Regions from separate parts of the Homo sapiens genome. Here region 2 is linked to region 1. The links are chromatin loops, found by intact Hi-C in ENCODE. Cell type or tissue: Caco-2. All regions are shown on one strand. Links, peaks and the distances in the headings refer to the core of each region. The heading gives the core; the rest is flanking DNA. Region 1 overlaps SEC22A (SEC22 homolog A, vesicle trafficking protein). Region 2 overlaps SEMA5B (semaphorin 5B).

Region 1 (15,268 bases), core at 3,035-11,034:
TATTGAAGTTTTATCATTGTTCACAACTTGTATTGGATAAAATATCCTTTTTATTTTCACTAAAGCCATTAGTCTTAAGACATACTCTTAGCCCTCTTTCTGGTTGATCATTACATTTTACATTAGGAATAATCTCAAACGTCACTCTGGATAATTTTTGGTTAGTAAAGGTAGAACTTTCTGAGGTAGTCTGCTCTGAAGACTTGAGTGCAAATCCCAGGACACAGGACTTAAAGTTTTATCTATTTTGAAGTTACCTACAGTGGTGTTATTCATATCACAATGTTAGAGGAGGGGGAAGGGCAGTACCCCAGATTGAGTGGGCTTACTGCTTCTCTGATACTTGATTTAAGAGCAAAGGACTTATTTGGGAATTATAATTTTAGATCTGACTGAAAATATGTAGTGTATTTCCTGAGTTTGAGTAATATATAGACATTAAAGCTTACTTTTTTAAAGCCATGAATTCTAAACACTCTTTCTGAATGCTGAAAATGACTGCTACATTTATCTCTAGTATCTTGAGGCTCATTTAAATTTGAGGACCCACATGAATCAACATTCTTGCATGTTATTAATGGTGTTTGAAGATTCAGCACAAGTTTGTTTCTTCCAGATTATTAACTGCCTCACAGGGTGATAGCAAGGGATTTATTCAAATACGTAGCACTGAAGTTTTTCTTGGTATCTAAGTTTAAACTGGGGAGGCTTAGGATGGGTATAGTTTTTTTAAGTTCATAAGTTTATTTTGGAGTCCACAGTAATATATAAATTAGATTATTTTCACTTCTTAACTTTGCTCTGAGTTTAGAGATGGTAATAAGTTTTTTGTGAATTGATACCTTATGAAGGCATAAGCTTTTTTCACATTGGCTTATATTACATGTATTTCTTTAAGGCTCAACCTTGAAACAATTACATTAATTAGGCTAATACCAACCTGGAAGTAATTTGCATATGGCACATTAGAAAAAAAATGGAATCTTTTGATATCTCAGTAGAAATGCTGACCTGGAAGTTAAGATACCTGGGTCCCATCTGCCAGTAACTTTGTGACCCTGCATGGGTTATTTTACCTTCTTGTATCTCATCTTGCAATTCTGCAAGATGAAGATTTTAGACTACATAAGCCCAGGGGCCATTTCTTAGGTCTTAGGACAGACAATCTAAGATTTCTCGGATTCTAAAATTGTTTGTAAAAGCTTCTACAAAGCAGAAGTCATCAACTTGCTTTTATTTCTTATCTTCTTTCCCATAGACTTGTTGATGCCTTTTAAAGAAATTATGTCCCTGCTGGCCAGGCACGGTGGCTCACGCTTGTAATCCCAGCACTTTGGGAGGCCAAGGCAGGTGGATCACGAGGTCAGGAGTTCAAGACCAGCCTGGCCAATGTGGTGAAACCCCATCTCTACTAAAAATACAAAAATTAACTGAGCGCGGTGGCAGGTGCCTATAATCCCAGTTACTCCGCAGGCTGAGGCAGGAGAATTGCTTGAACCTGGGAGGCGGAGGTTGTAGTGAGCCGAAGATTGTGCCATTGCACTCTAGCCTGGGCGACAGAGCAAGACTCCATCTCAAAAAAAAAAAAAAAAAGAAAGAAAGAAATTATGTCCCTGCTAATACTTAACAGAACTTTTTCATTTATTTAGTGACATATCTATGCTAAGGTGTGGTGCTTACTTTCTTTCAAAAGAAATAAAAGCATTTTTTCTGATTATATGCTAATTCATTGTTAAAGAATTAGGAGATCCTACAAGACAGTGCCATAAAATAGAAGATAATAAAGATTAAATAACATTAAAAAGTGGAGAAAGAAAATAAAAAAGTTATAAATAAATAAAATAAAAATAACAAAAAAGAGTTGGGGGAAATGTATAAAGAATAAAATAAAAATTATCACCAAATTTTCATACATGTACATGTATCCATTATGTCCTTTTTTCACTTAATATTAAAAAGTAAATATTCCCTAATTATTATAAACATTTTAATAGTATCCTCCTAATACATTGTGTGGCTATTATATGAGGCTTTTGTTTACCTTCATCCTCATCTTTTTTTTTCTTAAAGAGACAGGGTCTCGCTGTGTTGGCCAGGTTGGTCTTAAACTCCTGGCCTCAAGTAATTCTCCCACCTTGGCCTCCCAAAGTGCTAAGATCATAGCATGAGCCACTGCCCCTGACCCATCCTCATCTTTAAAAGAAAATGTCCTTTATTTGTTTTCAGAGCAATACATTGGTACTCTAGTATCCCCTAAAGGTGAATAGTGACATTCATAAAAATGTGTATTGGAACTCCTTACCTCTGCCCTCTTCTTCCTCTCCTCTGCCTTCCTTCCTGTCTCTGTTTCCCCACCTCTGTCCACTCCCACTTTTGTCCTTGTTCCTAACCTCTGCCCACCTTCCAACCTCTGGCTATTCCTTCACCTACATTTCATCTGCTGGTTCCCTACTGGCTCGTTTCCCTCAGCCCTGCTGTTCTTTAAAAAACAAACAATAACAAAACCAAAAAAGCCTCTTTACGTATGCTCTCTTCTAATTTTTTGAGAGAGTAGACTACATTTGTTGTCTTGCTCCTTTACCCTCTATTTCTTTTCTTTTCTTTTTTTTTATTATACTTCAAGTTCTAGGGTACATGTGCACAACGTGCAGGTTTGTTACATATGTATACATGTGCCATGTTGGTGTGCTGCACCCATTAACTCGTCATTTACATTAGGTATATCTCCTAATGCTATCCCTCCCCCCTCACCCCACCCCACAACAGACCCCAGTGTATGATATTCCCCTTCCTGTGTCCAAGTGTTCTCATTGTTCAGTTCCCACCTATGAGTCTTAGTCTACTATGATCTCTTTTCTGCTCCTGTAATTCTCTCAGATATCCACCATTAAGCTCACCAGTATCCTTTCAATTGCCAAATACAGCAGAAACTCTTTAGAGTCTTATCTTATGTACCCTCTCTGCCTCATCTGTCATTATGTTCTTCCTTTTAAACATTTCCTTGTTTAATTTCAAAAAATGAATTTTATTTCAGGAAACATAGACACAAGTCACTGTTAATAGTTTAATGTATTTACATTTTTCTTCATGACAAATCTCTCATCCGTTCATTTTTATGAAACTGTTTTCTCCCGTTTTGTTTTGTTTTGTTTTGTTTCTCTCTTTCTCTTCCTATTCCTCAGTTTATTTGATACACTTTCTTCCTCCACCTGTCCTTTACATAGTGGCATTCTCCAGTATTCTGTCCTTGGCTTTATATTCTTCCAACTCCATGCCCTCTTCTTGGTTACTTTCATAATGGCCTTTTTGAAAAAATACACATACATTTATACATACACACACACATACACACACACACAGTAAAATATGCACATAAAAATTTCAAAGCCTATAAGAGTTGATATTTTCACAGAAAAGTAATTGCCTCCCAACTTTCTTCCTCAGAGTCATCCTTCTAGGGAGATTATGTGCCTATGCTAGTATATAGGTATTTATATATTTACTTATGCAATTATTCTTTTAAAATTTTTATGAAAATGATAGCATACTCAATACTAATTTGCATCTTTTTAAGTCTAAAAATATGTAGGAGTTTATTTCACATCAGTACACGGAGATCTATTCTTTTTAGTGGCCGCATGACTTTTTATTAAATATTTGCGTTTTCCTTTTGCTGCACCACATAACATCTTATTTTGAAAGAATTCAAACTTATAGAAAAGTTTAAAGAACAGCAGAATTAACATCCACCCCATATACCTACCTACCATTTTACTTTCTTCTTTCTTTTTTTTTTTTTACTGAGTCATTTCAAAGTTAATACTGTAGGTATCATCTCAGTTTATTCCAAAATTGAATTCAATATGTATGTCTTAAGAGCTAAGATATTCTTTTACGTAATCATAATACCTTAATCACACCAAAGAATTTAACATTAGTATAGTATTACCTAATAGAAAATCTGTATTCAAATTTCCATAGTTGCCCCCAGAATGTTCTATATAGTGTTTTGTTCCTCTCTCTAATCTAGGAGCTAATCAAGAATTGAGATTTTTACTTGGTTGTCATAGGCCTTTCATTTAACTACTATTAAAATAGAAGACTGCCAAGTTAGATCTCTGGATCAAACTCTTTCCTGAAGCAGACTGAAATATCTGCTAAGTATAATTATTTGGATGTCCCACTAGCAGCTCTAGAATAGCATGTCCCACAGTGAGCTCAGTATTTTCTGCTCTTGAATTACTTTTCTTCCATATGCCCAACTTAGTGCATGGTGTCATTCAAACGTTGCCTAAACAAGAAGCCTCTGAGTCAATCTTAATCTCCTCCCTCTTTGACACTGTACGCACTACTTCCTTTGCCTTTGATTCTCTTCCTACCTTGCCTACCTGGTTCAGCCTTTAAGACCCAGTTTAAGCTTTACTCCATCTAGGAAGTCTTCCCTGGCCTTTCTTTTTTCTCTATGCAGAATTAGATGTGTCTCCATTGGGCTCCCTTAGTATCCTCTACACACACCTGTGCCATCAGTTATCACTTTGGGTGGTAATTATTGACTTACGTATCTGCCTTAATTAGAGTGACCTCCTTAAGTTGGTGTGGACTTAACTCTTCTTTTTCTTTCCTTTTTTTTTTTTTTTTTTTGAGGTGGATTCTCGCTCTGTCACCCAGGCTGGAGTGCAGTGGCGCAGTCTCGGCTCACTGCAAGCTCCACCTCCCAGGTTCACACCATTCTCCTGCCTCAGCCTCCCGAGTATCTGGGACTACAGGTGCCCGCCACCACGCCCGGCTAATTTTTTGTATTTTTAGTAGAGACATGGTTTCACTGTGTTAGCCAGGATGGTCTCGATATCCTGACCTCGTGATCTGCCCACCTCGGCCTCCCAAAGTGCTGGGATTACAGGCATGAGCCACCGCCCTGGCTGGACTTAACTCTTTTCTGTACTAGGGATAGTAACAAAGTACCTGGTTTGTAAATGCTTGATAAATATTTATTAAATGGAATAATATGCTAGTAGACAGTCTTCTCTGTATCAATTAAAGATTTTTTAAGTGACACAGACAGTAACCCCAGGGAGACAGGAGTTAGTGAATGTTTCTGAGTACTTACTATGTACCAGTTACTTTTCTTTGTATTTGCAAATGTTATTTCACTTAATCTCTACAACTTTTATTTTTCAAAAGAGGAAATTAAATAAGTGTCCCAGATTATAAGTAAATATTTGAACCCAAGTCTGACTGACTCTAGAAATATGCTCCTAAGTGTTTTAAAGGCATTTAAGGCCAGGCACGGTGGCTCACGCCTGTAATCCCAGCACTTTCGGAGGCTGAGGCAGGCAGATCACTTGAAGTCAGGAGTTCAAAATCAGCCTGGCCAACCTGGTGAAACTCCACTCTCTACTAAAAAGTACAAAAATTGGCCAGGCATGGTGATGGGTGCCTGTAATCCCAGCTACTTGGGAGGCTGAGGCAGGAGAATCGCTTGAACCTGGGAAGCAGAGGTTGCAGTGAGCCGAGATCGCGCCACTGCATTCCAGGCTGGGTGATAGAACGAGACTCAATCTCGAAAGAAAGAGGCCGGGTGCAGTGGCTCACGCCTGTAATCCCAGCACTTTGGGAGGCCGAGGCGGGCAGATCACAAGGTCAGGAGATCGAGACCATCCTGGCTAACGCAGTGAAACCCCATCTCTACTAAAAATACAGAAAAAAGTAGCCAGGCATGGTGGCACGCACCTGTAGTCCCAACTATTCTGAAGGCTGAGGCAGGAGAATCGCTTGAACCTGGGAGGTGGAGGTTGCAGTGAGCCAAGATTGTGCCACTGCACTCCAGCCTGGGTGACAGAGCAAGACTCCATCTCATTGAAAAAAAAAAAAAGGAAGGAAGGAAAAGAGAGAAAAGAAGGAGTGATTAAGAGAGTTAGTCTAAATTTAGAGAAAACTATAGTATCCAATTGTAGGACAATAAATTATGGTATATCCCCACAATTAAAGGTTATATAATCATTACAAATCGTGTGGTTGAGGAATATTTACTGTCTTGGGAAAGTGTTTGTGTAGTACTGTGAAGTACTAAAAAGTAGTATATAAAAGTATCAATCTATTTTTTAAAATGTGTCTACATATACAGAAAAGACTGGAAGGAAATACATGAAAGGGTTGGCAGTAATTTTCCCAGAGTTGTGGCATTTATAGGTTATATTAATTTCTTCTTTGTATAATCTGTATTTTCCAGATTCTCTACAATGAACATGAACTTTTATAATCAGAAAAAAAAAGGTCATTTAAAAAGTAAAGGACTAAAGAAAAAATAATCAAGCAGAACTTATTTAAGGTTTTAGAATTATTAAACTGGAAAGGTTTGGTGTTGGCCTTCCTTGCCTCTGGGGTGCAACTGGCCTGAGCATCCCAGGCAGATGAGTGGTTCCTATTTTAAGATCTTCTCACTAGGATAAGCCAGCTTTCCTCTGCCTTACAATCAGTTGCCCAATAACCAGTGCAAAAGGAATTTTTCCTTTATACTATTTTATGAAGAAATGATAATGAGATACTCTTCTGTGTCTTGTGGAAATTATCATTGTATAAAGAGGTTTTTTTTTTCTCTCTAATATAAGAAAAGGGCCAAATTAATGTTCCTGCCTGGAAGAAAAAAAAATGTAATGCTCCTGCCCGAACTTTATCTTTTACTGTATAAAAACATTGAAAGAAGTCGATAATGTAGATATTTAAGAAGAACCAAAAAGGCATAGGAAAGCATGGGTTGTTACATGTCTCCATTAGTTTTCTTTTCAGAGACATTCTATGCATGAGGTATCTCTGTTTTTCCTCTGGGTGGCTGTTTTTCTAGCATAGCATGCAAGACTGATTAGTCTTAATTTTTCACGTTGGGATTTAGCACACTCTAGTGGACAGTAGCTTTTCAGTTTTCACAGTTTTTAAAAAAATCATATCAAATTACTTTATTGGACAATTCAGTGATATACTTACTAGCAGTAAAGTTTGTCAGTATTTGAATCAAGTAATGACCCTAGTGAGCTGGAGTAACTTTGTCAGCCACTGGGGTGTTGTACATTTTTACATGATTTTTTTAGCAGTAGGAGGAGAGGCTTTTATCGTTATGTCAGAACTTTTCCCCAGTGGTTTTCCTCTTTTGAGTGGAATGAAATTGATGGGGGTGGCCAAAATGAAGAGGAACACTTGTACCTCTACCTCACACTCTTTAGGTCTTAGAATGTGCTTTATGTTTTCATTTTAGGACTCTTGAGAATTTCTATATACCAGTGTGTGACAATTTTGACTGTTTGTAAATATTGTTACATCCTATCTTGATGGATTGTTTCTGGAAATGGGCTCCCACCGGAAACAAAAATAATCTTTTATTTTGCTTTTGCAGAGTGATGGTGATGATTTTAATTACATCATTGCATTTTTCCTTGGAACAGCAGCCTGCCTTTACCAGGTAGGTTTTCTTCCATTTTAAAGAAACACTTACCATTATTGTTTACTTCGGGTATCAGTTCTAACAATTGTGCATTTTAAATAAATTATTAAAACTCTGAGTTCTTTGCTTCTCTTTTAATTTGAGCCTCTTTTAACTTTGTGACCTATGTCTCCATTTTGAGTAGACATACATCCCAGTGAACCTGATGTTAACCTTCTTCCTGTGCTGAGGCTTCAGTGGTGGTATGTCATCTGCCTATGGTAGTAAAGACTACTTCTAGGCTGGGTGTGGTGGCTCATGCCTGTAATCCCAGCACTTTAGGAGGCCGAGGTGGGCAGATCACTTGAGGTCAGGAGTTCAAGGCCAGCTGGCCAACACGGTGAAACCTTGTCTGTACTAAAAATACAAAAATTAGCCGGGCATGGTGATGTGTGCCTGTAGTCCCAGCTACTTGGGAGGCTGAGACAGGAGAATTGCTTGAACCCAGGAGGCAGAGGTTGCAGTGAGCCAAGATCGCGCCACTGCACTCCGGCCTGGGCAACAGAGCGAGACTACATCTCAAAAAAAAAAAAAAAAAAAAAAAAAAAAAAAAAAAAAACTACTAGATTTTCTGGTGGTTGATTATTCAGCTTCCAGGTTCTACTTATACTCTAGGCTGAGGATTTTGTATTGGAGGGAAGTTTTTGAATAGAGAACAGCACAGTAAAAACAGGATTTTAGGATTCAATTTAGCAGTAATGAATAGAATGGACTGTAAGAGCAGAGAGACTGGAAGCAAGGAAATTGGTTTGGAATTATTACTACAGGTAGAAGGTAATGAAAGCCAACATATGGTAATGGCAGTGAGGATAGAAAAAAATAGACATTGAGAAGGAAGACTCACTGGGACTTGAAGACTGTGAAACTTAAGGAGGGAAGAGATTTTGCACCTTGGTGACATGGAGACTGATAGTCACATTTCCAAGGCCAGAGGAGGCACACATTTGTAGGAAAGGAAGTTACCAGTTACCCAAATGCAAGAATGTCTTTGTTAAAACGTGTTACAGCAAGCAAGGCTTTTTGACCTAACTTTTTTGTAAGTGACACATTTTTCTAGCTTGAATTAGAAAAAATGTTAAGAGTCAGAACTGCAAATATAAGACTACCTAAAGTTCAGTGGACGTCTTTAGGGACGTATTTTGAATATATGTATTTGACTTTTATGTAAAGACATTAGACATTTTAGTTCCAGTGGCCTCATTTTTTAAAATCACTTGATTTTCTTTTTCTTTTTTTTTTTTTTTTGACGGAGTCTCGCTCTGTCGCCCAGGCTGGAGTGCAGTTGTGCGATCTCGGCTCACTGCAAGCTCCGCCTCCCAGGTTCACGGCATTCTCCTGCCTCAGCCTCCCGAGTAGCTGGGAATACAGGCTCCTGCCACCATGCCTAGCTAATTTTTTGTATTTTTAGTAGAGATGACGTTTCACCATGTTAGCCAGGATGGTCTTGATCTCCTGACCTTGTGATCCGCCCACCTCGGCCTCCCAAAGTGCTGGGATTACAGGCGTGAGCCACCGCGCCTGACCAAAAAAATTGCTTGATTTTCTTAACCATTTATATTATCTTCAGAAATTTTCTGTCAAATCTGACAGATTTAATGGTGATGAGTGACACTTCATGCAGGAAATGTGAAAACATATTTGTTAATGTCACATAGTGCTTTAATTTTATGAAATATTCTTGTATATATTTTCTATTTTAATTTCTATCCTGTCACAAAAGGGATAATATCTCATTTTTTAAAGTGAGAAAACGGAGACAGTTTCAGTACTGTCCTGAGATCACATAATCAGAAAGTGGTAGAGTCAGTACTTAACTCTGGGTGTCTGATTTTCAGTATTGTGTTCTGTCTACTATATCATGCTGTCTGTAGGCAAAATTCCTAATTTGTGTAATTTTTATAATGTAATAAAGTTATAATTTTATAACTATACACATGATCTCATTTGATTTTTATCTAAAACTGTGAGGTATTTAATATAATTTTATGAATAATCATTCTTATAAAATACAAGTTTTGGTTGCTTTGTCTTAAGTAATTGTAAATGCTTAGTAATAATGGCAGAATGTATTGAGCTCTTATTTTGTGTTAAGCCTTTTATAGTCATTGTACCATTAAATCCTCACAAAAAGGAGGATATACCATTATATCGTCCTCACTGAGGTATAGACAGTTCTTATAGCTTGTTAGTGACTTAAACCCAGATCTTTGTGACTTCAGAGCAGGTGACTACCAGGCTATAGATAGGCATACCTCTGTTACACTTCCCAGAACAGCCTCGAGTAGTTCTGAGAGTTGCTTCGTGGTAGAGTGGTGTCACTCAGGTGTTCTTTTACTTGAGAGAAGTAAACAAATTCATGCTTTAAAAAAGAAAAGCAGAAAACTAATTTCCTTCATATTGAAAGGCATGAAACTGCCTGCTTTCTAAATATGATGAGCAGGGTGATAATAATGCTGTTTTTTTCCCCCACAGTAAAACTTAAGTAATTATGTTTTACCATATAACATGCTCTGTCTCCAGTTGTCAGGATATTTTTAAATCCTCTTTAGATCAGATCTGAAAAGCCATTACCACATGGTTTGTCATCTTTTTCTTCAGGATGCAGGTGCTTATGGAAGCCCAGAGCTCAGCCTGATAGGATTAATCTTGATATGGAACATTTCAAATAGGAAAGCAAAGGATCAGTGAAGAAACTAGAGACTTCCTGTTCCCTCAATGTTTTACTTTGAAAACTTGAAACTTACAGAAAAGTTGAAAAACCAGTATACTTAGAGTCATCAATTGTTAACATCTTGCAACACCTTCTTTATCTCACTCTCTATGTATGTGCATATAGCGTGTATAAACACACCATCCCCGACTTGGAACTTTTTTTACTTTCTAATGATGCAAAAGTGATATGCACTCAGTAGAAACTATGTTTCAGGTACTCACATGACCATTCTGGTTTTCAGCACACTATTCAATAAATTACATGAGATAATGAATATATTTGAATAAAATAGGCTTTGTATTAGATGATTTTGCCCAGCTGTAGGCCAAAGTTCTGAGCATGTTTAAGGTAGGCTAGGCTAAGCTATGATGTTTGGTAAGTTAATTGTATTAAATACATTTTTAACTTAGGATATTTTCAACTTATAATGAGTATATCAGGATGTGACCCTATCGTAAGCCAAGGAGCTTCTGTAGTTGTTTTTAAAGTAAGTTTTAGACATATGTGTATGGGTAAAGTTTTTCTAATTAAACTTTTTATTTTGGGATAATTGTAGATTTACGTGGAGTTGCAAGAGAGATCTTACGTACCCTTTACTGGTTTCCCCCAATGTTACCATCTTGCAAAACTATATAAAACGGTATCACAACCAGAGTATTGATACTGATACAGTCAAGATACAGAACATTCCTGTCACCACAGGGATCCCTCATGTTGCCTTTTTATAGCCATATCCACTTCCTTAATCTAACCGCTCCTTAATCTCTGGCAATTACTAACGCATTCTCCATTTCTATAATTTTCTCATTTTAAGGACATTATGTAAATGGAATTATATAGTATATAACTGGCATAGTTCAGAATGCTATAAGAAAATACCATAGATTGGGTGGCTTAAACAACAGACATTTCTTTCTCACAGTTCTGGAATCTGGAAGTCCAGATGCTGGCACATCATGTTCTTGCTGAGGGCCCTTTTCCTGGCTTGCAGAAGGCTGCCTTCTCAGTATATCCTCACACAGAGAAAGTGCTGAGATCTCTTCCTCCTCCTACATAGTCATTGATTCCATTATGGGGGCTCCGCCCTCATGACTTTATCTAAACCTAATTACCTCCCAAAGGCCCCAGCTCCTAATACCATCACATTAGGGATTAAGGGCTTCAACATTTGAAGTAATCTTTTGTGATAGGCATTTTTTTGTTGTTTTTTTGGGACGGAGTCTTGCTCTGTCACCCAGGCTGGAGTGCAGTGGCGCGATCTTGGCTCACTGCAATCTCCACTTCCCAGTTCAAGCAATTCTCCTGCCTCAGCCTCCTGAGTAGCTGGGATTACAGGTGCGCCACCATGCCTGGCTAATTTTTGTATTTTTAGTAGAGATGGGGTTTCACCATGTTGGTCAGGCAACTTCTGACCTCGTGATCCGCCCACCTCAGCCTCCCAAAGTGCTGGGATTACAGGCATAAGCCAGATAGGCATTTTTTTAGTCAGCATAATTCTCTGGAGATTCAGCCAAGTTGTTGCATAATCAATTATTTGTTGCTTTTTATTGCTGAGTAGTATTCTATGATATGTATTCAATGTACTATTAAATGATTTGTTCCTTTTTTTTTTTTAAAGACAAGGTATTGCTCTGTCACCCAGGCTGGAGTGCAGTGATGCCATCACAGCCTCACCGCAGCTTTGAACTGGGCTCAAACCTCCTGAGTAGCTAGGACTATAGATGTGTGCTGCCACACCCAGCTAATTTTCTGATTTATTTTTGTAGAGACGGGGTCTTGCTATGTTTGTTGCCCAGGCTGGTCTTGGACTCCTGGCCTTAAGCAATCCTCCCACCTCAGCCCCCACAAAGCTCTAGGGTTACAGGTGTGAGCCACAACATCCAGCTTCATTTACTTATTGAAGGATATATGAGTTGTTTTAAAATGTTGGCTGTTATAAAGCTGCTATAAACAATTATGTGCAGGTTTTTGTGCAGACATAAGTCTTCAGTTCTTTGGGATAAATGCCTAGGAGTACAATTGCCAGATCATGTGGTAGTTTTATTAAGAAACTGAAAAACTTTTCCAGAGTAGCTGTACCATTTTACATTCCCTCCAGCAATGTGTGAATGATCTAGTTTCTCTGCATCCTCACCAGCATTTGATATTGTCACTATTTTTTATTTTAGCCACTCTTTTAAGTGTGTGGTGATAGCTCATTGTGGTTTTAACTTGCGTTGTTTAACATCATTAGCTAATGATGCTAAACATTGTTTCATGTATTTGTCATGTGTATATTCAGTGAAATGTCTACATCTTTTGATTTTTTTTTTTTTTTTTAATTTGTGACGAGTCTTGCTCTGTCACCCAGGCTGAAGTGCAGTGTCATGATCTCGGCTCACTGCAACCTCCACCTCCCGGGTTTAAGTGATTCTTCCGCCTTAGCCACCCGAGTAGCTAGGATTACAGGTACCCACCATCATGCCTAGCTAATTTTGTTTGTTTGTTTGTTTTTGTATTTTTTTGTAGAGATGGGGTTTCACCATGTTGACCAGGCTGGTCATGAACTCCTGATCTCAGGTGATCCACCCACCTCAGCCTCCCAAAGCTCTGGGATTATAAGCGTGAGCCACCGAGCCCGGCCTTGCTTATTTTCTAATTGGATTCTTTGTTTTTTCACTGTTTTTCTTAAAGAGTTTTTTATACAATTGACCCTTTATATTTGTGGGTTCTGCATCCATGGATTAAACCAACCATGGATTGAAAATATTTGGAAACATATTGCATCCATACTGAACATGTACAGACTTTTATTTCTTTTCATTCCGTAAAGAATATAGTATAACAGCATTAACATTGTGTTAGGTATTATAAGTAATCTAGAGATTAAAGTATACAAGAGGATGTGCATAAGTTAAATGCAAATATTGTGCCATTTTATATCAGAGACTTGAACATCCACAAATTTTGATATCTGAGGGAGGTCCTGAAACCAATCCCCTATGGATCCTGAGGGACAACTGTATATTCTAGATACTAATCCTTTGTCAGAAAGGAAGTGTGCAGGTATCCTTTCCCAGTCTATGTTTTTTTTTAAAAAAAAATGGTTTCAGATCAGTCTGTATCTTGTCTTTTCATCCTCTTAACAGGTTTTTTCCCAGTCAGTTTTTTTTTTTAATGGTTTCAGATCAGTCTGTATCTTATCTTTTCATCCTCTTAACAGGGTTCTTCACAGAACAAAAGTTTTTAATTTTGATAAAGTTCAGTTTATCAATTTTTCCTTTTATGGGTCATGCTTGTGGTGGTCAAGTCTAAGAGCTCTTTGCCTAGCCTAAGTTTCTCTACTATGTTTTTTCTAGACCTTTTATTATAGTTTTATATTTTACGTTTGTGATCCATTTTGAGTTAATTTTTGTATGAGATGTGAGACTTAGATAGCTTCAACCAAGGTTCCTTTGTCTATATTGCTCCAGCACCATCCATGGCAAAGGCGATTTTTTTTCCTCCATTAAATTGCTTTTGCACCTTTGTAAAAAATCAGCTGGACATACTTGTGTGAGATTATTTCTGGGTTCTGTATTTTGTTGCATTGATTTCTTTTTGTCTATCCTTCCACCACTACCACATAGTCTCGATTACTGTAGCCGTATAATAAGTCATAAATTTTCTTAGTAGTTTTATAGAACTATTCAAATTATGTTTCATGTTGAGTGAATTTATGGTAGTTTGTGTTTTTTGAGGAAATGGTCCATGTTATCTAAGTTACCAAATTTATGTGTTTAGAGTTGGTTGTAGTATTCTCTTACTGGCCTTTTGATGTCTGCAGGGTCTGTAGTGGTATCTCCTGTTTCATTCCTGATAATGGTAATTTGCATGTTCTCTCTTTTTCTTTGTCAGTCTTACTTGTTAATTTTATTGATCTTTTCAAGAACCAGATCTTTGTTTTATTGTTTTTTCCTACTGTTTTTATGGCTTCAATTTTATTGATTTCTGCTTTTATCTTTACTATTTTCTTCCATATGCCTGCTTTGCATTTATTTTGTTCTTTTTCTAGGTTCTTGAAGTAGGAGCTTACATGATTGGTTGAGAATTTTCTTTTTTATAATGTATGCACTAACTCCTAAAGATTTCCGTCTTAGCACTTCTTTAGCTGTATTCCATAAATTTTGATATGTTTTATTTTCATTTTCTCTTATTTCAATTTTTAAAATTTCCTTAAGACTTCCTCTTTGACCTATGGATTATTTAGAATTGCATCGTTTCACTTCTAAATGTTTGAAGATTTTCTTGTTATCTTTCCCTTACTGATTTCCAGTTTGATTCCATTGTGATTAGAGAACACACATTGTGTGATTACACTTCTTTTAAATTTGTTGAGGTTTCTTTTATGGCCCCAAAATATGGTCTGTCTTGTTATATGTTCCATAGCCACTTGAACAGAATGTGTATTCTGCTGTTATTGGGTGTGTTCTGTAAATGTTTAGATCATGTTGCTTGGTATTGTCAAGTTCTGTATTCTTGCTGATTTTCTGTCTAGTGTTATACCAGTTGGCTAGAGAAGAGTATTGGATTATAGATTTTTCCATTTTGTACTTCAGTTCTATTGCTTCATATATTTTGTAGCTATGTTGTTTGGTTCATACACATTTAGGATTGCTGTGTCTTCTTGTTGGGTGAGCCCATTTATCATTATATATGTTCCTCTCTGTCCCTGGTTATTTTCTTTGCTTTGAAATATTTTGATATTTATCTGGTATCAATATAGCCACTTTTGCTTTCTTTTGATTACTGTTTATGTGATAAATCCTTTTCCATCCTTTACTTTGAACTTTCCTATGTTATTTAAAGTGAGTTTCTGACAGACAGCATGGGGTTGATTCATGTTTTTTAATATCCTGCCAATCTCTGTCTTTTCATTGCTGTACGTAAGTCATTTATAGTTAATGTAATTATGGATATGTTAGGACTTTTTTTTTTCTTTTTTCTTTTTTTTCTTTATCTTCCTGTGGGTTACTTTAACATTTTAAAAGATTTCCATTTCAGTTTATCTGTAGTATTTTTTAGTGTATCTATTTGTATAGCTTTTTAAATGATTGCTGTAG
Region 2 (15,268 bases), core at 4,206-12,205, 320 kb before region 1:
CTGTAGTCATTGAGTTTTTCCAGCAAAGACTCCCTTAGTCTCCTGCCTGGAAGTGGGGCTGGGGGAGCAGGGGGTGGGAGGAGGAAGTAGACTTTCGTCTGATCACACCCCATCAGTGCCCTTTAGGAGTCTCTGAATATGGAGACTTTCTAGTTGAATCTTTGGAGAAAGGGTCTTGATTCCTTTATTGGAGGGAGGGAGAAGATGGAAGAAAGGATTGCTGTTCAGGATGGGACAGGAGACCTGGGTCCCAACCCTTTAATTTAGAGAATGTCAATCAATCCTTCCTTTCATCCTTGTACCTCATCCTCACATCATACAATATGGGACACCCAATTCTGGGGCCCTTCTGAGGAGTCAGCTGCCTGTCCACTGCATCCCTTCTGCAAGCCGACCTGCTCTATCCACTTTTTTTTCTTTTTCTTTCTTTCTTTTTTTTTTTTTTTTTTTTTTTTGACAGATTCTCGCTTTGTTGCCCAGGCTGGGGTGCAGTGGCGTGATACCTGCTCACTGCAACCTCCGCCTCTTGGGTTCATGTGATTCCCGAGTAGCCTCAGCCTCCTGAGTAGCTGGGATTACAGGTACCCACCACCATGCCCAGCTAATTTTTGTATTTTTGTAGAGATGGGGTTTCACCACGTTGGCCAGGCTGGTCTTGAACTTCTGACCTCAGGTGATCCGCCTGCCTTGGGCTCCCAAAGTGCTGGGAATACAGGAGTGAGCCACTGTGCCCAGCCTCTATCCGCTTTCCATTGCCCCAGAATGCATAATCTCTTCTTCACTGACATCTTTTTCATTCTCTCTGTTGTTGTGAATGTGCACCCTTTAAAATTTCTCACTCTTTTTAGTGGAGTTTTGTGAAGGGGTGGAGAGAGACGTGTCTGATCAATCTGGAACACAGAGTGCTTTAAACAAGGGCTGTCCCAGAAATTCCAGGATGATCTCTAGTAACAGTAGCTGTGTGGTTTTCACGCTGTGAGAGGAAGCAGGCGACACCCAGGGACGTGGATCATCTCCATGAAAACTCAGCAACTCCCACGGACACTTGGGGGCCAGGGACAATGGCTGAATGTCAACGCATCTTTGGAGCATTAAGTCCACTGCTCTGTGGAGTTTCAACTTCAAACCACTCCAGGGCTGCCAGATTTGAGCTTGGAGGACGTGGAGATAAACTGGAAGAGAGCTCAGGCATTGCCCTCCATGTCTGCCCAGGCCCGAACAAAGCCCCATTATGCGTCCTGATGCATATGTGCAGAACAGTCCTCGTTTCTGCCTCGCAGGATATCTGGCAAACCAAGATCATAAATCTGTTGCAATTAGGCCTCCAGCCAGGTCGTCCCATGGAACTGTTCTGGCAAAGGTCGCTCACGAGCTCCTAATTGCCAACTCCAAGACAGCTCATCATGCTGGTCCTCTCAGCAGCCCGGGGATGCTGTCAATCACTAGCCTCCTTTTCTTTCCCAGTACCAGTTTATTAAGTTACACTGATAAATAACCACACAGGTGAGCTGATTTGATTTCCCCCACTCCTCCACCTCCAACACACACACTGCCCCATCTGCTCCTAGCTGCACCTCTTCCCTACTTCAGAGCTTGGAGGATTGGGAAGGAGCTGGGCATTCGATTTTCTTTAAGGAAGAGTGGTTTACATAAATTGTTTAATAGGGGTTAGGTACTTGGAAGTCCCTTAATGGATACTCGTTTGCAAAAACTGTTTACATTTAGATTTTTCTTTACGTAATGTTAATTATTTAAACTATCAATAAAGCATTGAGTTTTAAGTTTGCTTAAATCATGCCCTGGGGCCAAGTGGGAGAATCAGTTGGCTCCATAATGGGGAGTTTTAACCCAAGTGTAGCCCCAGGCCACAGGGAGAGTAGAGGAAGCTGGGCGGGGGCACCCTGGCCCAGCCGCCCTTGTCAGCAAAGTGGTACAGATCATTTTCAGCACTTGGTTACTGGTGACAGCAGACACTGAGAACTGAAAGCTTATAACCAGGGACCCAAAGCTCCCGGAGAGGGCACTGGCAGGGCAACCCCTGAAGTTAGGCTTTGAGAGTTACAAGTCAGGGCTTCCTCACCAGGCCAGACAACAGACAGGAGGACCGGGCACTGAAGACCAGAGGCCAAGGTCTGCTCCAGGGGACACTGGATGGCACACCCCAACCTCTTGCTTGTTCTCTCCCCTCTGTGGACAGATGGTACACACCAGAGTGGGAACGTGGACATAAAATGTATTTATTCCCTTAGTTCTGTCACAGTGAATCCAGTCTGAAATCCTGAGGTCAGGCCCCTAAGAGACATGCTGGGAAAGGTGGTCAACCAGTTCCTGGTGCTTTGGGGGCTTGTCTGTAGGGCCCTTCAGGGAATGCCGTTGGAGCTGAGACCCTGCTCCAAGCCTGAGCTATGGGCTGCCATAAGCTACCTGCCCCAGGCTGACACCAGGTCAACACTGACCTGGATGAACCAAACCCCAGAACTCAGTCATCAAGCGCAGTCTTAACAGCATTGCTTTTATTTCTGTGTATCTATTTCTCTTCCTCCCTTCAGCCACATTACACTCCTAGAAGGCCTTCATCTGCACACCACAGGAACCAAATAAAAACCCAGCTGCCTGGAGCTCAGGGTGGGACCCCTGGGTCCACTTCCTCCCGCCCACTTTGAACCTCCTCTGCACTGGCTTCCCCCAGGCCCTGACCTGCTGGGTTTGGCAACTTGGCTTACTTTCCGGCCAATGGAAACTAGGCTCTGGACTGGCTGCCTGTGACTGAGCTCACAGGCCACAAGATGCTGCTTCTGGGGAACTTCCCCTGCCTTGCTCCAGCCCAGATCCCAGGAATATGCTGCACAGCCCCTCAAGGGAATCGTATGTGATCCCTTATGTGCATATTCCTTGCGGCAAGGTACTGGGCCTGATTCACTTTAGAACTCAAATGCCTTGTACCATGCCTAGGATGAGACCTGGCCTTTAGTGGTTATTCAACAAATGTTTATTGGATGGGTGGATGGATGGATGGATGGATGGATGGGCAGGCTGGCTAGTAAAGGTATGGATAGAAGGACAGATGGACAGACAAATGGATGAATGGCATTTTCTTTCAACTTGCCCTAGTTCCTCCCAACCCTTCCCTTCCAATGGGCACAGATTTTCTGCTTCCTTATACCTCCCCTCTAGCAACCAGCCAAGAACTGCAATGTCCCTGGGTGTGTGGACCCAGGTGTGGCCAGAATGTCATACCAGCTCCCCAAGAAGGTCTCCCTTGTGGCAGTGAAACTCTATACCAAACAGCCCAGCAAATGATTAAGTTCTAACTTCTGATTAGGTTAGTCACTCATCATGTTTTCCTGAAGGCCAGAGACTCTGCATTTCTTATAGTCTCGTGGCCCCCTAGCCATGAGTTCTGGTACACAGTAAGTGCTCAATGAATGCTTAATCATTGGGAGACTAGAACATGTCTCCTAGACATGAGAATTGAGGCTCTCCCCTCATTGAAGAAGAGATGGCCTTCCTTTCTCTACAATATTCAGCCTCTGCAAAGATGGTTTGACATCTGTTTCTCAATCTGGGATAAATGTTCTGGACCAAGGAGTCCCATTAAAACGCCTCTCAGAGCACTTAGGGAATTATGCTTGGGAAGTCCTTCTTGGCAGCAGATAATAAATCAATCACAGCTCAAAGAAAATGCTGAGTTAGAATGGGATCATTCAGACTGGGCTAGGAAAGGAACTAGGAACACCCTTTCCGTGGAGGCCTGAACTCAGAGACCCTCCTGTGGAGCCAGGTCTGGGGACTTACAATAACCAACCAACCCAGTTTGCCCAGTATTGTCCCAGTTTTTGCACTGGAAGTTCTGCATTCTCAGTCCCAAACAGGGACAGTTGGTCACCCCAGCCTGGCATTCTTTTTCTCCCTTCCTCATTAGCAGCCTCGCTGCATGATGCAAGAGCCTTGTGTGCCTCTGCGTATATGTGAGCCACACCCTCCCTCCACGTACATTGCGGGCAGTGACTCTGATAGCTGGGGTCTGAGTCCATGGCCAGTGAAAAGAACAAGTGGCTCCTGTTTTCAACTTTAGGGGCTGAATTCTGAATGGCGCCACTTGCGTTGCCCTGCCTTGGGCTCTGGAATAGGGGAAATTATAGGAAGGGAAGGGAAGAAAGCAATCGTACCTGAAGAAGAGAGACATTGGCAAGGCTGAGTCTGAAGAGGTAGTTCCTGTGAAAATGGAAACAGACATCCTAAGTGACGCTGGTTCTGCAGGCAGGACCCAGGGAGCAGCCTCCTGGCTTGGGCCTCCTGGGACGCCAGGACTGGGTGCTGATTGCCTAGGGTCAACCCCTAAGGAGAGCTTTACCTCCATTTGCTCACTTAATCTTCACACAACCCTGGGAGGAAATCCAGGAAGCTCCAAGTTACAGATGAAGAAGCAAGGTGGGTAAATGGCCCAAGTCACCAAGATAGTAAGTGAAGGAGTTAGGATTGAAACCCAGACTTTCCTCCAAGTTCCATGCTGTCTCTGCTCCCAGCCAACTCAGCTAGCCCTGGGAGGAACCCCTTGACCCCACCTTTTCCAACCATGGAGGCTGTTAAATGTAAAGCCTCACAGCACTCTTACAGAGATGCAGACAGCCAGCTTCCTCCTACTCTGGCCCTCCACCCTGACTCACCCCTTCTCACACAGGCCAGCCATCTCTCCTGGCTCCACATCCCGGGGTCCTGAGTCCGATTTGTTTGTTCATCTCCTGCAGTCTCTCCAGCAGTCAGTGACTCCAGGTCTGACCTTTCTGTGGCCACCTTTCTGGACCACCCTCTCTCCTCTAACCCAAACGACCCCATCCACCACCTCACCATCCCTCTCCCCACAGTCCAGCCTGCACAGGGCTTCCAGACTTATCAACCTCAAACAGTTTTCACCTTCAGTAACAAAGAGGATACTACTAGTAGTAATAATGATATCAGACACTTATTGAGTATCATAAGTGTCAGCTGCTGCTGAAATTTGTTTGCATGGATGCTGGAGTCAGAAGGCCACCATGCACAGACAGGGAGAATTCCAGCTCAGCCACCTGCCACCTTCTGAGAGTCTCAGTGCCTGCATCTGTACAATGGGGAAGTGAATGGCTATCTTTCTTATTTCACAGGACTGTGGAGACAGAGGAATGGTGTGATGCACATTTAAAGGCTCTGTTCATGCTGAACAGATGCAAAGTCTTGATTTCCCCCACCAATTTTCTTTCTTTGGTTCTTCTGTCTTCTTTGGGCTATTCCTATTTTGGTTCCTAAACTTTTTAGGAACAAAGATTTTAGAAAGTTCTGGCCTACCTCAGCTGAGGAGGGAAATGAGGGGAAAGGCTGTGGAGTGGGACCGGAAGAGAAAGAGGGCCCCTGCTGAAGGAATCCAGAGCCGGAAGGAGATGCCGCAGGCCAGGAGGCTTCTCTTCCCAGCTCTGGCTCCAGGCCCAGGCCCCACTCATCTTCTTTGCTGTCCTGGGGCTGGGCGGGCCTCCCAGGTGACCTTGGCTCCAGGCCTCTGCTGTCCTTCTCCAACCCCCTCCCCAAGTCCTTAGCAGAGCTCTCCCTATCCCACCCTCCTGGCCTGGGAACAGATAAGCTCCAGCTTATGGCTGTGCCCCAGCTGCCTGCTTAGGTAACACAGGCATCTGCTCACAGCTTTAACAAATTAGGGGAAACATTGCATCACTTTATTCATTTTTATCCCATCAAAAATCATTCATCACAACATCGCAGTCAACTCTCCTGGGAGCTGGAATATGAGAACAGAGAGAAATCTCTGTAGCCTGACCCACCCTAAATCCCTTTCGGAACAAGGGAGGGTTATAAATGAATAAAAAATTTCCCTAGCCTGAATTCCAGAGATCCAGGGGTCAAGAAGAAGGGAAGACAATGTCAGGCAGAAGAAAAGGAGGAAGGAAAATGAGCTGGAGACAGGAAAAGAAAGTGGCCAAAGACCCACTACATTGGCTCTAAGAAGCCTAAGGGACCAGGTCTAGAATTGAGTTTCCCTGTCCATCTGAGGGCATAGCCAGGCTCAAGGATGCAGGAAAAAGTGTCCCTCCATCTTTGTGTGGGAAGCCTCCAGACAGAAAACATAACCACCTTCTGGGGAAGCCGCAGAGCGGATGAGGAAGAACAGTGTGACCACAGTCACAGGGTAACATAACCTCTCTGAGCTTCAGTTTCCTGGTCCATAAAATGGGGGTACATAGAACCCACTTCCTGGGTTCACCCACTTGTGAAGATTCAATGATTTACTGCAGGCATGATTTACTACATGTATTAGATTAAATACATGTGTGATTTACTACCTTTACTACATGCAGTAACTGACTTACTACATATATGACATATAAAATAGTGCCTGGCACATGGCCGGTGCGGAATAAATGGCAGCTTTTGAAATGCTTTCACAAGGTTCAGAGTAGAGTCTTCGGATGCTACCATTTGGGTTTGTTGAAGTACACATGTAAAACTAGTGAAATCAGAATTAGGTTGAAGGATCACATCAAGGCCAGTTTCCTGATTTTAATGTTGTCCTACAGTTATGCAAGATGTTAGCCTTGGGGGAAACTGGGTGAAGGGTATATGGGATCTCTATTATTTCTTACAACTGTGTGTAAATCGACAGTCATCTCAAAATAGAGAGTAAAACAATTACTCTCTTTGCTGGGAAAATAAAGTCCATCCTCCTGTATAGTTGCATATGGACAGACTCCCTCTGGGGGCACAGTCAGGAACCTCACCACTAGGTGAACCTTCAGTCAGGGGTCCTGCTTGTTTGAGGGGGTGGCCCTGCTTTTCACCATATACTCCTTTGTACCTTTTGAATGTCCTACCATAAGACAAAATAGTTAATTTAAAAATTAAAAAATTAAAAGAAAAATGCTTTCAGGCCCAGCTTCACAGCAGCCCTGTGAGACTGGTGGCACAGAGACTGTAACCCAGACTTTACAGATGAGGAAACTGAGGCTCCAAGGTCAAGATCCCCCAGGACAGGAACCCAGCTCATCCACACCTAATCCAGAGCTGTGTTCTTGACTTGCCTCATTTTCATACAGCAAATGAAGGGGTGGAGACACTAAAGAAAGCTCCAGGGCAAGGATGGTCAGCTACAGCATGGCCCGGAAGTGCCCAACCCAGTGGCCATCCTCTCCCCAACCCCACACCCACTGAGTCAGAACCTCTGGGCTGCAGAGCTGAAAAGTAGTGCAGTCCCAGGCGATAACACAGACAGACCTGCAGAGAAACTCTAGGCCTGGGTTAAGGAGACCTGGCTGTAGTCCCCACACCCTGTTGTCATCATGCTATGTGATGCTGGGAAGGTCACCTTCCCCTCTCAGTGCCTCTGCTACCGCCTGTTTAAAATAAGGACGGTTGGATGACACCAGAGATTCTCAAACTTGAGTGTGGTCAGGCCACCTGGAAGGGTTGCTAAAACACAGGTTGCCTCTTCCCAGAGTTTCTGACTCAAGAGGTCTGAGAAGGACCCAAGAATCTGCATTTCCAACACATTCTCGGGTGCTGCTGGGCCAGAGACTGCACCATGAGAGCTACTGGGGTCGGCCCTCTCTAAGCCCCCTCCCTACCAGAGCCAATGTTCTGTGGTTTCATGAGGAATGAGCTCCTCCTAGTCCACCCAGAAAGTCTCCACAGGTTCCCCCAGAGAGTACTGTCTGTTGATATTGGATCTGAACAGTGGACTAAGAGGTCAGGCCAAAGGTAGGTGAGGTCCTTCGGGAAAGGTTCTACCCCTACCCAGCCGTCCCAGGTGCAGGCCGCCGGCTGGCCGGCAGGGGGCCCCTGGGCACCTTCTCTGCATGGAACTCCCGGGGAATTGGCCCAGAAAACCATTCTGACAGCCGGGCAGGGACCAGGCAGGGACCGGGCAGGAGGTGGCCAGCAGGCGTCCCTGCTCTCACTAACTGCCAACCACAGGGGCCTGCAGCTGGCTGAGATTGCGAGGTCAAGAGTCACCCCCACCCCCACCCAGCCGAAACACGCTTCCTCCTGTGGGGGGACAGACATCCACAAGGAGAGGGCCCAGCAGAGAGGATGGGGCCCAGCACGCGGGGCTGCCCAGGTGAGTTCATCCTGAATAATATTCCCTCTACCCAGCTCCAAGCCCCTGCACTTCCCACCCCGACCCTTCTGCCCCTTGTTACCTGGCTCCCACGATGAGCTGGTTCCCGGAGGGGTCCAAAGCCAGCTGGGAGAAATCCCGGGCTCCAGGGTAGGTGAAGTTAGAGACCCACGGCTGCAGGTCTGGTGGAGGGAGAGGCAACCCTGTGGTTACTGTTGGGCCAGAGGCTCCCAGCTGCATCGCAGCAGACCACAGAACAGAAGGGTGAAAGTCAGGGGGAAGTGGGGCGGTGGCACCCGGGAGACCTGGTGCCACCTGCCCACCTCTGTGTGCCCCTAGGGACTTGGGAGTGGGTGTTGTAGTCATTCTTCTGCCACACTCCTTAGCTCAGAGGAGGGCACTACCCTCCCCACAGAGGCATGAAGGGATACTTATACTCGCCCTTGACTTCCCCCAGACCTTCACTAGCCACATAAGTACACACTGGTAAATCCTGCCTGTTCTACCTCTACACTGCCTCTGAAATCCATCCACTTTTTTCCCACTGTATCCCACCTACATCCAAGCCACCACCAGCTCTTGTCTGGAGCAGTGCCAACAGCCTCCTAACCAGCCTGGCTTCCAGGCCTGCCCCTCGAGTCCTTTTCCCACAAAGCAACCTGAACGCTTGTTCTCAAATGCAAATGTGGTCATGTCACTCTCCAGCCCAGAACCCATCCATAGCTCCCAACTACCCCCAGGAAAAGTCCAACTCCTGCGAAGGCCCTTGGGTTCTGGTCCACTGTCCTCCCAAGTCCAGTGCCTGGCACAGTGATTATTTACTGATCCCCTGAAAGAATGATGCTTCACCTTTTACATTCCCTAAACTCTCCACCCCAGCCACACTAAAACACTTCACACTTCCCCAAATCCATCCCACAAGAGCCTGCAAACCTTTGTGCTTCTGTTCTCCCTTGATGGAACAATTCCTGTTCACCCCCATCCCTACCTCCTCCAAGAAGCCTTCTCTGACTGCTTCAAGCCAGGCTAAAGGGCTCCCATAGTCTTCTACTTTACTGCCACACTGTGTGTCTAGCCTGGTAGTTTGCCCTGGGGGCCAAGAAAGACTTTGCTTCCTAGATCTCCAGGCTCAGTCCAGCACCTAGCAGTGTTTGAACGAATATATGAATAATCCTCAATTCCTTCTTGTATGAGGGGAATTGGATTTTCAGACAAGATTCTGCAGAGGTGGGAGGTGCAGAGATTGGGCGGTCAGTGTCCACCCTGCCTCCAAGGAAGGTTGTTCCCAATCAAGGCCTTTCAAAGGGACTGGGTGGGCAGAGAGGAGACCTCACGGCCTCTGGGCGGATGGGGAGTGGTCTGGGAGGGCCTGCTTAGAAAGTGCCAGCTGACTCGCCCGGTTTCCCTCCTGCTGGAGACACACTTCTCCCTTCTTGATTCACAGCCTCCTGATAGCTCTCCCTCAGCCTATGCATGACCCATGGATGGGTGGGAATTGGCAGCAGTAAGGAGAGAGCCATGGAGCAGAGGAACTTTCATGCCGCTGTTGGTAAAGATTCAGGGTAATGGGAGGCACTGTGCTTTCTCCCCACAGTGCCTTAGCAACTGACTCACAGAAGGGCCAGGAGAGAGAGAGAGATAGAGAGAGAGGCAGAGAGAGAGAGAGAGTCTGTGTGTGTGTAATCCAAAGGAAATAAATCATTGCTCATTATCCCTCCACTACAGAGTAAAAGCAGCCCTTCATTTCTGCACGACAGGCAAACATTTAATCGCTCCCTGGAGAACTGGAGGTTTTGTGAGTTGGATGTTTTTCAGAAAACTGTGATAGGCATGATTAAAAAAAGAAGAAGAAAGAAATTCTGCAGCAAAATGAAGCAAACCCCTTGGGCCTGCCTTTGCCCCCAGCAGGTGATTATAGGTTGGTGACTATAGGTTGGCAAGAATTGTCATGTAGTCACGATGGCTTTTGGGCAATATAGGATAAGAAGTGGATCTGGAGTCTGGTGGGTTAGGTTTTTAGCTGACCTCTCAGAAATCCTGGATAAATATTACATTACCTTAGAAATGAAACCAAGGATCCTCCTCCTCCAGGAAGCGTTCCTGGATTACAACCTCTCCACCCTGATCTTATTTTGCTCCACATTCTCTCTATTTTTCCATTCCATTCACATTGTATGTTATGGTGTATTTGACCACTCTGAATGTGGTCAAATATTTTCTGTGTGTGTAGGGCAGGGTCTTCCCTGTCCCTATGAGACTGGGTGCTCCCTAACAGCAGCAAGCACCTTAATTTCCTCCTTCCCTTTCAACAAGGGCATTCCAGATGTAGGCAGCTAAATGAGGGAGGAGGTGGCATGACGGGTCTGCAGTAGATACTCCATCTGGGGACTTCCCAGCTCAGTCTTCACTTAGGCCCTTTCTTGGGGAGGAGGGGAAAAGAAGAGGAAACAGGGTACAAGATGGGATAAAAATGGGGAGGTGGGGGTGGGGGCATGGAGGGTGGTGGCCTCTTCCAGTTTCCGTCCCTCTCCCAGTAGCCCTCACCCACATGGGCAAGGGGGATGGGGGAAGTGGGGAGAGAAGGAGCCGGGCATAGCACGGGGATCCTAGGGGGGCCTTGGGAAGGGAACCAGCCTGCTCGTATTAAACAGGCCAAGGGGACCAGAGGGAAGGCTGTCTTTAAAACACCAAGCACGTTCCGAGCTCTGTGTGCGGCAAAGGCTTTGGACGGTGACTTTAAGAGAAAAAGACATTCTCCATGACACGCCTGTGATTTTAATTATAGTCAATTCAATTACCCACCTTGTGGATTAACCACCGTCATTTGTTAAGTCCAGGCTGGCTTCTCCTGCTGCCTGGAAAGGTAACACTGGCAAATGAGAGAATATGCAGGCTGAAGAGAAACACAGCTTGGCCCCCCTTAAGAGAAACCCACAGGGGAAAATTTAGCCTTACAAAACAGAAAAACAGCAGTCAGATTCTGTGACTGGCAGCTCCTCTAGGGTATTTAGGGGTTATTCACAGCTCAGTCAGGTGTCAGGGGAGAGGGAAACTCACAGTTACAAGGCTGGCAGCCTACAGATTGGTCAGAAAGGAAGTGTAACATCCTAGGGGGCTTGGAGGCTGGGGTTGGTGCTGTCCTTGATTAGGGCAACTTCTCCTGAACACAGCATCCCCAGAGCACAGTCCTTTGCCCAGCATGAATTGAGTCCCTACTGTGTGCTCAGCTGTGCTAAGGGATGTGGGAACACAAGAGAACCAGTCCTGGTCCAGGACCAGAACCAGTACCAGCTGGGCTGAGGGACCAAAGGCAGTGACTTTTAACCAACAATACGAGATCATTAGGTACGCAGAGGAAACTCTTGTTCACCTCTGAGGCCCCACAGCATCCCCTTCTGTGCCTGGCACAAAGCAGGGCCCAATAAAAATTCAGCAAACGGATAGGAAAACTCAAAGCTGTCAGAATGGGGAAGGGGAGAGGGGCATTCCTTCATTCTGTAGGAGGATGGGGCGAGAAGTCAGATTCATTCAATGCATACCTGAGGGTCAAAAATGGTCTCAAGGAACCCAGGCACACACAGAAGACATCTCCCACCTCTCTGACTTCCTCCCCCAACCCAATTTGCACAGATGGAGACCTGATTGGTCGGGAGACAGGGATTCCCCAGCTCTCCTTCCATGTCCCTGCCCCCAGACTCAGCCAAGCCAATATTGCCCCCAACAAAGCCCCTGGGAGGAAATGTTTCATTAGGAGCTGCCACAGAGGCCCCAGTGTGAGGAGGCTAGCCCTAAGAATCCACTCCTTCTGTCCCCCTCTGTCCTCTTCAGTGACAGCCACCAGCACTCCAGGAGCCATCAGAAGTCTGAGGGTGTGCACGAGTTTTGCAGGCTTAGGACATTGTTAATTTACTTTAATCCACTTAAGCCTTCAAAGCCTTGGATCCCAGCTCAAACAAGACAGCGCCGAGAAGACAGCTGGAAACCTTCCTCCCTGAGAGGAGCCAACCCACAGCTGGGAATCCCACCCTTCCACAACACCCCCAGACTCTCATTCATACTGCCTCTCCCACCTCTCAAATCCTAGGCCTCATTGGTTGATTTTTCCAGCTGGGTTCCATCTTACCCCACCCACTCCTGCAGGATGGGGCTCCGCATGTCCTCCTGTATGGGCCACCAGAGCATAGAGCAACGGATCGCTCTGCAGTGGGCAGTGGACAGAGCACTGCACGTGGAATCAGGAGCCCAGAACTGAGGACTGGCTCTGACAAGCCTCTCTGGCCCACCATGCCTAGGCCTTCCCATCTGTAAAAGGCAGTGACGATCTCCTGGCACTGCCTCCCCAACAGGGTTACTATGAGGAGGAAACCTGCCAGTGTCCCTCAAACTTAAGAACCTAGGAACCCCTGAGACTACATCTGCAGATCCCAGTGTGAGCTGCCAAGTAGGTGGTGGTTCAAGAAGTACTAATGTGACTGTAACACAACCATGACCCCCCCCAAACTGTGTAACAGATCGTGAGAGAATGTCTGGTATTTGTGTTTTGTTTTGTTTTTTTTTAGCAAGTATTAGAATGTATATACTAATTTTAGAAACTCTTATCAAGAATTTACAGACCCCTTGGAATATGTCCAGTGATTTACAGATCCCAGTTTGGGAAACACTTTCATAGGACTTTCTCATACCCTCCCTTGACAAATAGAAGGAGTTATGAGTCACCAGGGCCCTTGCACCGGGGTTTCCCAAGACCCTAAAGAGAGGGATCCCTGCAGCCCCTTAGAGCAGAAGGAAGCTTTCCAGAGATCTCCAGGCACCTCCTAATGCATGAGTCATGCTGAGACCCCTGGCCACCCCCAGCCAGGGCATCCACAACTTCCTTTTCTAGCAAAAGACTCCCCTTACCCCAGGTTGGCATGCATGAAGGGCCTGAATAAATTACGGAGAGACAAAAATTAGACCCCTCCAGCCCATTGCTGCCCATCCTTCTTAAAACATCCAGCACCAGAGGAAGAGTCTCAGGACCCCGGGACGGGACCCAGCAGTTAATGAACATCCCAAGGACATCCAACAGCCAGAAACATCCTGCCAAGGTCTGACCTAAGTCCTTCAGGACACGGCCATTGCAAGACAGGGCCAAGTAGGAAGCAACTCTTACCTTCAAAGGCCACGGTGGGGTGCTTGCTAAGGGCGCACAGCTGCTGCTCACTGCTGGGCTCACTGGAGACATCCTGGGAGCTGGAGAGGTGGGACACCAGCAGTGTGAGGCTGGGCAGCAACAGCGAGACAGCCAGGGGGCCTGCAAGCACCATGATAGGCCCCTCTGCAGTCCTAGCTCCGGGAGGCAGACAGGGGAGAAGACCTGCAACGTAAACACTCAGTCTCACCAAGCGCTCCCTCCAACTGGGCCCACTTCCCTCAATTTCCTTGTGGTTACAGTGCCCCCACAGGATTTGAAAAATAAATTTCTATTGTATTTATGTTACTCAGAGTTTGCTCTGCTCTAGTAAATGCGAAGATATAGATCACTCCCTGAAAGCTAATTTCCCTTGTAATAGCATTCTGTACAAAACTGACAAATTATAGTGCCTTTTCTATTTATGATCCCAAATGGTTTAAAATTAGTTTTAATGATAAAGGTAGTATCTTAGGGATTTTAATAAATGGAGCTGAGGCCATGGGTAGCTATTTGTAAAATGATAAATCTGGATCCATAACTCATACTTTATATACTAGGAAAAAATTCAAATAGACAAAAGATTTCAATGTTAAGGATAACAATCATAAAAATACTAGAAGAAAATTCAGGCAGGATCCTTTATATCTTGGCATGGGAAACCATGGCTCAAAATCCAGAAGCCATCAAAGAAAAGATAGATAAATTTGACTACATTAAAAAACAAACACCTGCACTTCCCCCTCCTCTCCCCAAAAACAACATCAATCAAAATCATAAGGAAAATGACAAACTAGAAAAAATATTTGCAATTCATATCACAGACAAGAGACTAATATTCCTAATATATAAAGAACTGAAACTGCCTTTGCAAAAAGTATGACAGTGCAGGAAATCTGACCTAACAGACTCCATCTTGCTTCCAGCCTGCAAGTTGCCCTTGCTCATTCCTAGGCCTAGGCCAAGCTAACTGTGGAAGGAATTTAGTTTACAGTTTAACTTTGAAGCAGAGAAGATTACAGCCCCTTCCCAAAGCAAACCACCTCCTTGCTTGGAGATCAGATCTCCTTTATAATACTAACAAATTAGCCACATTATAAGACAGTATGGCTCAGGAGTCATTCAGCCAGATGTCACAAGATTCCTAATTGCTCCTATAGATAACATTATTGTAAAACCTCAGATTGGTGTTCTAGGTATTTTTCAGACCCTGCATTCTGTTGGATCTGCTGATGCCACCCAGACTGATAAACTGGTTCATCTGACCTTGTGGCCCCCCGACCCAGGAACTGAACTCAGCACAAGAAGACAGGCTTCAACTCCCTGTGATTTCATCCACGACCTAACCAATCAGTACTCTCCACTCCCTAGCCCCACTGCTCCCCAAATTATCCTTTAAATTTTGGGGGAGGCTGCTTTGAATAATGATAAACTCCTGTCCTTCTGCTTAGCTGGCTTTGCATCTATTAAGTTCTTTCTCTATTGCAAAAACCCGCTGTTCTCAATACATTGGCTTTTCTGGACAGTGAGCAAGATGAATTCATCGGGTGATTATAGAACTTCTAGGAATCAAGAAGGAAAAGACTAACAATCCAGTAGAAAAATAGGCAAAGAATATACATACAAACAAGGGCTTAAAATATGAATGACACTTATCCTCACTCATAACAAGAGCAACACAAGTTAAAACATAGACTGAGATACCACTTCTCATCTATGGGTTTAGCAAAAATCCAAGTTACTTGCTGCAGTCTTCCGGTGAAGCAGTGGGGAGAGGGCCACTACCATATACTACTGTAGGGGTTGGGGTGTGCAAGATGGCACAATCCCTGTGGGGTGATCCTGGCAATATCTGGCAAAACCACCCATGTATTTACCCGTTGACCTAGCAACCTAATTCTTTGAGTCTACACTCTTTCTCCTTGAAGTGTGTTCCACAAACCAGTGTCAATTCACACACTGGAACAACTCCACAGTCACAGAAATGCAGAGATTTGAGA

Evidence for each region. Hi-C counts contacts between places; a loop is a spot of excess contacts. Peaks named below come from ENCODE experiments on the same cell type or tissue, not always from the same donor. Only the 100,000 strongest peaks of a DNase experiment are listed, where the experiment ranks them.
Region 2: a loop joins it to region 1, with 18 times the contacts of the local background. A loop is called at or near these places in 72 of 110 quality-filtered maps.

What each region holds. Positions count from the first base shown.
Region 1 is chr3:123,252,137-123,267,404 of GRCh38, forward strand. It overlaps SEC22A (SEC22 homolog A, vesicle trafficking protein), which reads left to right. Exons shown (of 7, transcript NM_012430.5): 6 at 7,388-7,453. Among named protein-coding and RNA genes, the nearest start is that of SEC22A, 58 kb to the left of the region's middle. In Caco-2, for the core only: a CTCF peak has its summit at 6,918; no DNase peak of the experiment used is centred there.
Region 2 is chr3:122,935,256-122,950,523 of GRCh38, forward strand. It overlaps SEMA5B (semaphorin 5B), which reads right to left. Exons shown (of 23, transcript NM_001031702.4): 3 at 13,251-13,454; 4 at 8,181-8,280; 5 at 4,170-4,215. Among named protein-coding and RNA genes, the nearest start is that of LINC02035, 56 kb to the left of the region's middle. In Caco-2, for the core only: CTCF peaks have their summits at 6,741 and 7,829 (motif pointing right); a DNase peak (open chromatin) is centred at 7,836.